Regions from separate parts of the Mus musculus genome. Here regions 1 and 3 are each linked to region 2. The links are chromatin loops, found by intact Hi-C in ENCODE. Cell type or tissue: gastrocnemius. All regions are shown on one strand.

Evidence for each region. Hi-C counts contacts between places; a loop is a spot of excess contacts. Peaks named below come from ENCODE experiments on the same cell type or tissue, not always from the same donor. Only the 100,000 strongest peaks of a DNase experiment are listed, where the experiment ranks them.
Region 1: a loop joins it to region 2, with 4 times the contacts of the local background. A loop is called at or near these places in 3 of 42 quality-filtered maps.
Region 3: it touches region 2 in a loop (2.3-fold over the local background); 4 of 42 quality-filtered maps call a loop at or near these places.

What each region holds. Positions count from the first base shown.
Region 1 is chr11:121,474,437-121,476,936 of GRCm38, forward strand. Tbcd (tubulin-specific chaperone d) reads left to right here. Exons shown (of 39, transcript NM_029878.4): 7 at 1,103-1,235. Among named protein-coding and RNA genes, the nearest start is that of Tbcd, 24 kb to the left of the region's middle. In gastrocnemius, a CTCF peak has its summit at 1,439 (motif pointing right); a DNase peak (open chromatin) is centred at 1,444.
Region 2 is chr11:121,651,714-121,654,213 of GRCm38, forward strand. All of the region lies in intron 3 of B3gntl1 (UDP-GlcNAc:betaGal beta-1,3-N-acetylglucosaminyltransferase-like 1), which reads right to left. Among named protein-coding and RNA genes, the nearest start is that of B3gntl1, 20 kb to the right of the region's middle. In gastrocnemius, a CTCF peak has its summit at 1,089 (motif pointing right); a DNase peak (open chromatin) is centred at 1,078; H3K4me3 peaks cover 305 bases; H3K27ac peaks cover 2,191 bases.
Region 3 is chr11:121,743,319-121,745,818 of GRCm38, forward strand. No RefSeq gene overlaps it. Among named protein-coding and RNA genes, the nearest start is that of Gm12589, 33 kb to the right of the region's middle. In gastrocnemius, a CTCF peak has its summit at 1,113 (motif pointing left); no DNase peak of the experiment used is centred here; H3K27ac peaks cover 666 bases.

The sequences.
Region 1 (2,500 bases), 180 kb before region 2:
ATCCCAGTGCTGACTCTCCTGTGCCTGGTGCTTCGTATGACTCCCTAATGGGTATTGCATGTGGAATACCCTAAAGTGAACCCCTCTGTTCCCAGGACTCATAGCCTCCCTTCTGGGCATACAGTTCTACTACTCAGAAGGAACTACCTTCTGGCTACCTGCTGGCACAGCCTTGTCCATGCTCCTACATGAGACTAGCCAGGACAGTCATAAACCTGCTACTTGCCTGCTTGGGTCCTTTGGTTCCTGGTCCCTGTACTTATCCCTGCACATTTCCTGTCAGCTCCCCCCTCCCCCTCCCCGACACAGATCTTTCCCACTGGCTGTGCTGTGTCTCTTCTTGTTCAGCTTCTCCTGGGCAAGGCCCCTTGAGATTGTCCTTGAGCTGCCTTTGGGGACGCAGCACCTTCCCTTCCTCCCTTCCTTCTCCTTTCCCCCTCTTTTCCTCCTTCTTCCCCTTACTCTTCTTCCCCTCTCCTTCCCTTCCTTTGTGTGTTTCCTCCCTTATAGGATCTGTCTAGAGTCACTGAGTCAGAGGTCTGGGTTCACATTGTCAGCCAGATGTTGGGTGGAAGGAAACAGGCTTGTGCAACATGAGGTTGTGGTAGAGGAAGGTCCTTGGGTCGGGGTTGGTTGTTGGATTAGGTTGTGGAGGATATATCTTGAGATTAAGGGAGATACTTGGAAGGAGTCAGAGCTGAGAAGCATGTAGATGTTCCCTGGCTGTGGTGGGTTAACGATGCCCATCTATTTGTAAAGCTGGTGGTTAGTTGGGGCCCAGGAGGGAAGGAGGTAGGGTGGTGAGGCCTCTGAGTAACTTTTTGAGAGATCCTGATGGGCAATCAGCTGCTGGGCCATGGTGGTCAGGGATTTGGTTTCTGAGAGAGAGAGAGAGAGAGAGAGAGAGAGAGAGAGAGAGAGAGAGAGAGAGAGAGAGAGAGAGAGAGAGAGAGAGAGATGCAGGCATCTGACCTAACCTGTTCAGGGATCTAAGATGACTGGGAGGAAATGTGTGTGGTGTGTGGTGTGTGGTGGGATGTGGGTGAGCTTTCAGCATTGGAGTCTTACTGAGCATCTCCTGTGTGTTTGCGTTCCCCTGTAGATTTATCACACGTCCCGATGTCAAGCAGAGAAAGATGGCCAGCTTTCTGGACTGGAGCCTTTGCACCTTGGCCCACTCTTCCTTCCAGACCATCGAGGGTGTCATTACCATGGATGGGATGCTGCAGGCCCTGGTGAGCCCTGCCCCGGGACAGCATGTGGAGCTCCAGCACTGTGCCCAAACTGTTGGTTCCATTCACTCTGTGTTTGAATTACGGGAACCTGGTAGGATTAATTTGCATTACAGGGTTGTGGTTTCATTTTCCACTGCTGTGTGCTTAGTGTGTAAGGCTGGACTGGAGTGGTGGCTTCCAGGAGAAAGCTGAAGAACTGTGCTTCACCACTAGAGGGCAGCGGCGCCTGCAGAACTGCAGCCTTTAGTTTTTTTGTCGTAAAGCAGTGAAACCAGCCCAAGTGAAAGAAGGCAGAGGGCTTGAAACCTGTTTGCTTACGTGGGTTACAAAATTTCTAGTTCCCGAGTTTAAATACAGACACTGGGGCCCGTCTGGAGATGCCCACTGTGCCCATCCTTCCTATTGCTGGTCTTCTCTGCTTGTCTGTTGTATGGCTTTTTAGTACTGACAAGGAGAACCACTCTGGTGTGAAATCTCAGAGGACATGGCCCTATTAACAAGGCTAGGAAGCTCCTGGACCAGTATTCCGGAGGTCACAGATGGACCCCCTAAGGCTTTGTTTGGTTTTGATGGTCAGCATTAAGAAGGTCATGGTGCCTCTCCAAGTCTGTCTCTAGGGTTAATGTTTACAAGGTTACAGAGACTCTCTGAGGCCATGGTATTAAGAGTCAGTATTTTGGACGAAGGCATGGATAGCTGTATAAGGCCCTGGTTTCTAGGGTTTGGCATTCTGGAGGGTGCAGATAGCCTTCTGAAACTGTGCGGCTCCAGGGTCAGAAACCTCTTCCTTGTTTTTCTTTGATTACACTGGATGCGATTTGACAGTAGTTCTTGTCCTTGTCTTGAAGGCAAAGGGAGCTGACATGTCACTTAGAAGTAGGATCCTTTGGAGAAGTCTGAAGGCAACCAGTCATACTGAGTTTGGCTTTTTGTACTACTCCTTAATACAGGTCCTGATGCAGGGTGGGAGGTATCAGGGCAGGTGCCAACAGCCCTGGGAAGGGGACATGCAACCTGGGACGGGAAGGCAAGTCGAGGCTCTCTGGACCTACTCCATGTGCCTCTGCAGCTGAATGTGTATCCTGGTTGTGGGGATGAGAAACGGCTGGTGTCTCTTTATTTTCAGTGATATTGCCATTGCCTTTCAGAGGCCTGCCATTCAAAACATGCAAGAGGGAGGCCTGGGAAAATAAAATGTTTCTTAAGACCTGAGCTTCTGCTCTGCTGCTCTCTCTGAAGACTTGGCGGCTCCAGATGGGCGTTAG
Region 2 (2,500 bases):
TTCGGCAGCATGAAGCTCAGTGTGCTTTAACACCCCAAGAAGGCCGAGGTCAATCCACACGGCCACCCAAACCTCAGGGACAACGCTGAAGGAATAAAAGGGAGTTAAATAGAAAGCAACGTCCATGTTCAGTGATGATATTAGAGAACGCCTAGGATAAGGCATCTGGGACTATATTAAAATAAAGAGGAGAGTGCAAAAGTCTGCTTAAGTGGGTGCAGTACAAAGCATACTTGTATATGACTGGTCAGTAAATGTTCAATCTGAATACTTCATGGAAGGCTAGCTGACCAGTGCGAGGTGACTGACAATGTCTGCCACATCTGGGTGTGTGCACACCCAACCCAGGTCAAGCATTCATTGCTCAACACAGACCCAAGAGAACTTTTAGTCATGATTAGTCATCGCAAAAGTCCAGAGCTGGGGCAGCCTAAACTGAAGGAAAAACAAAACTACGAAAACAAACGGAATGACTTACTTGACAGTGAACCAGCCCAGGGTTTCACACAGCGATGAAGCAGACCCTTACTGTAGGATGGAGCACAGGAATCAGACCCAAAGAAGCAGACTGCATGCAGGGGACACAGAACTCAAGCAAAGAGGTCCTTCTGGGCTAAAGGGCTGGGAAAGTGGTTGTCCTGGATGAAGAATCCAGCCTGGCCTTGGCTTCAGGGACTGGGATGCCTTATCCCCAGGGGACATATTAAAGTATTTTACAAAATCATTTCCTTCAAAGATACTACTAGCAAGTTGTAAAAAAATAAATAAATACATAAACCAACAAAACAAACAAACCAATGCCCCCATAGTGGCAACGCAATGAGTGGCACTGAGAAAGCAGAAGAACTTAAAAGTCAAAAATCACCCCAGAGGATTACAAAGGGAACTGTGTAAAAGCAACAGTGCCTGCAGAACCCTGGGTGCAGACTTCCTCCACAGGAGCCGACTGTTGGGCTAAGAGGGCTGAGCTTCGCCCTATGGTCAGGAGAATTACAGAGGCTTGGATATTTGGGGCACTGTGCAAAATGTGACACAAGCTCAGCAGGGGTGCCCAAGGCAGATCCATTCAAGGGCATTCAGACCAGAAGAGGGCGCTAATGCGGCTTGAAGGAGGGTGAATTCTTCCTGGAAGAGAGCCGACCAACACCTGAATCACATCACCAGAGAGTTACAGTCTTGATGCCACTGAGAAAATCACACAAAGCAAAATGGATGTGAACAGAGTTGAAACAATAAATCTCTTTGGTATTTGAAGTTGAGACCGGCTTAGGAAAGTTGTCAGTCCTGAGGGAACCAGCCAAATGTGAGAATACACACACACACACACACACACACACACACACACACACACAATCACGAGGGGGGGGGGCGCACTTGGGGAAGACAGAGACACCAGGGGGCAGGAGGAGCAATGCTATGACTGAAAACAGAAAAGCAAGACACAAGACAATGCGAGGCTGCCCTATTTGCTCATGCTCCTAAGATCCACCCCAAACCTGATCCTCCTGCCAGGTTCGTAAGAAGTAGCAGTTTAATTTCCAGCACTAATCTCTAGAACTTGGCCAGTCCAAACCAGTTAACAAAGGCCAGATTTTGAAAAACCATTAGCATAAACAAAAGCAAAGGAGGAGATGACCAAGAAAGGTCATGTGATACCTCCTACCCTGAGATAGATCTGCAACAATGTGATACCTCCTACCCTGAGACAGATCTGCAACCACCAGGAAACCCCAGGGCCATCCCTGCAGAGCAAGGCAAGCATGAGAATAAACCCCTCCTCAGAACCTCACCAACAAAAACAACAAGTCCTTCTTCATAAGCACGCTAAAATTAACAGAATTCTGTTACAAACGTTGCTTATGGAAAGTCAGATTTTAAGAGAGAGACTGAATCCACGAATCTGTAATGAAGGGGGTCCTAGCCCACTGAGGATGCTGGAAGTTTCTCACAATGAATCTTGTGTTTGGCAAAGACAAGGGATTTGCTCTAATATTACTGCCTTGAAGAAAGTCAATGTTTGTGCGGGGGCTCCATGTTTGGGGAGGCCAGTCCTTTTGTGAGGGTAGTCGGTTGCTATGGTTCCAACAGGAAAAACCTAGCTCCATGGAGATACTAACATTCCTCACTCCTGGAGAGGAGCAGTAGGCTGTGTGGTTCACACTGCCTTTGCAAAAAGCCACACGACAAAATCTATTTCTGTTGTTATATGGTTAGTTTTAAAAAGTGAGTCTTAACCCACTACAAATAACCCAGCATTCCTAAAAACAAAATGCTTGAATTTATGTTATCTAATGACGAAGGTAACATGTCCTATTTAATATATTACAGGAAAACGCGTCTTTCCAAAGAACCAGCTAAACTCCACTGCGCCTTACTCCTGATTGCCATGAATTCTCATTCACTTCCCATGGACAATGAGGTGATGTCATCTCCCGGCACTCCACCTGGGGTCCTTAGTTTTATATACTGTCCTTGTCACAGACAGAATGCATTCAGTCAT
Region 3 (2,500 bases), 92 kb after region 2:
AGCAACACCCTACTTTGGGGAAGTAGATGTATTAGAAGACATTGTCAGCAGAAAGCCCTTTGCCAGAGCCCTCTACTCCACTTGCTTCTCTGCACAATAATGGATGAGACTAGCTTCCTGTGTATAGCCAATGGCTCTGGCATATCCAGAAGTGGCCTTGGATGCTTGGGGATTCTTGCAAGCAGTCCAGCATTTCAGGCACTCAACAGGAGGAAAGTGGTGTGTACAGGTCCCCTCCCTGGAACTCTGCCCTCCCTGGCCCCAACACCCTTTCCAGAGTTTCCAGAGCTGCTCATGGAAAGCTTGTACACCGGACTTAGCTTTGCTCAGCCTTCATTGCACACCAGCTGCTCAGATACCACAGTGTTTTGAAACTCTGTTGTTTGAAAATCTGCCATCTGGGGAGGGGGGTGCTATAGTCATTCCCTCTGGGCTTGGCAGTCCTGGTCTGGGGAAGAGGAACCAGAATGACAAAAAGACACATCTTGGGGGTCAAGAGAATTTGGGGAGATTCCAATGCTAATGGATGATCCTTCATATCATGAGTGTAGTATGTGGTTGTCATGTTGGTTGTTGTATTTACTGGGCTGTCCTGAGGTTCTAGGGAGAGTCTGCCATGAGTTTTGCAGAGGAGAGCTTGGTCTGTGCACACCTGCCACCCTTACAGTGGCTCACACAGAGCCTCCTGCTTGGGGCTCCTTGATACTGGATTCTCAAAGCTGGTTGGTCTTAAGAAGGGTTCTAGAGGCAGAAGGTTTAGACAACTGCTGGTGGAAGCCAAAAGGAGCAAGCAGATCAAGGGCCCTGCCCAGAGGCTGGTTCCCCAGAAAAGGGAAGTTGCCATTTGCTAGCCTTGAGGTTTCCAGTAAATAGGGGAGAGGACATTTTCCCTCTCCCTAAGGCTAAGCCAAGCCAGGGACAACTAGAGAAAATGGTGTGGCTTACCATACTTGGAGCCTTAGGTGGGCCTTGCCTGTTCCAAGAACTTTACCCTACAAGTCCCAGGGCAAGTCTCTCTCCTTACTTTAAAATTTTAATAGGGAAATCATTGGTAAGTTTCTAGTTTCTAGTATCTAAGAAAGTACACTTCACTCCCACCTCCTCTAGCACCACCTGGTGTCTTTCTTCTGTCTAGAGTTTAAAGCACTTAAAATTCAGTGAAGCTATCTCTCTACCCACTATGCAGATTACAGCAAGGTGCATATACCTTTCTGCATATTCCTTTAATCTTTAAAAACTTTCCTTCACTTTAATAATAGACTAGCTTTGTAAGGGTAGTTTTAGATTTACAAAGAGCTTGGAAAGATAGAATGGGTATCTTACCACCCCAAAGGCAGCTCCTCTCTGCTACATGTCTCATAAACTTAGCACCATTAGTGACCCATTATTGAGAACACAATATTTCACACATCCTGCTATTCCTTTCTGCCTCTTTCTATCAAGGAGTTCACACAGGATCTCACTGGATCTCTCAGTTTCTTTGGCTACTCTGCACTGGGATGCCTACTCATACTCTCTGAATTGGAGATGGCCATGCAAGTGTATTGGGTATTCATAGGAGTTCAGTGTGACTGTGATCTGTTAGATGTTTTTATCATGGTTAGATTGAGTTTGGGGCACACAGAGACCAACTATCCTTCTCTTCATATCAAGAACATATAGCCATGCAATCTGCTGCATTTGACCCCGGCCCTGTACCCTGGCTAAGATGAATTTTCCAGGTCACATGCTACAATGTCATTCTCTCCTTTCTGTACAGACTCATCACAAAGAAGTCACTACTACATGCTTCAAGTTGCTTGTTTCTTTTCAGGTTGATGTCTTCTTGGAGATCTTTTCATATGGTACAAAGGCAGCTGTGAGTTCTTTTTACATGTGTGCTAGTATTCTATTGCATGCTTTTATAAAACATAATTAGATGGATATTTAGTATGTAACAATGTTTGGGATATTCTTCTTTGAGCATTATTTAATGTTGATTTTTTTAATCCTTAGAAACAGTGTGGCTGGGTCACAGATTTGTGTATTTGTAGTTTTATTATGAAATATCTTGCTGGCTTGTGCACCATTTCATAGTTCCATGTCTTCTAGATGGTTCCAATCATAGACTGATGTTTAAAGCTGTCATCCCCTGAAATACAGGATCTTCACAGCACCCACACTTTGTGTAAGGGTGTGCTCTCTGCTCTGTCCTTAAGTGTTGTCTTTCTATTGTCACCTGTGAGGAAACACTCTTGCTTTAATTGCTATGTGAGATATCCCTGTGCTTGCCAGGCAAATAGGCTGTCCTTGCTGGTGAAGAGCACACGGCCTCAGCTAGTGATATCTACAGTACCCACTGAGTGAAGGCTGCATACTAAAAGGCAGGGACTTAAAAGTTCCTCTGAGTCCTCAGGCTCAGGAAGTGAAGTCACAGAGGGAACAGGAAGATGACTGGTTCCTAGGCCAGATTGTGTATCAGAAATAGTCATTTAGGTTCACAATACATTACATAATTGTT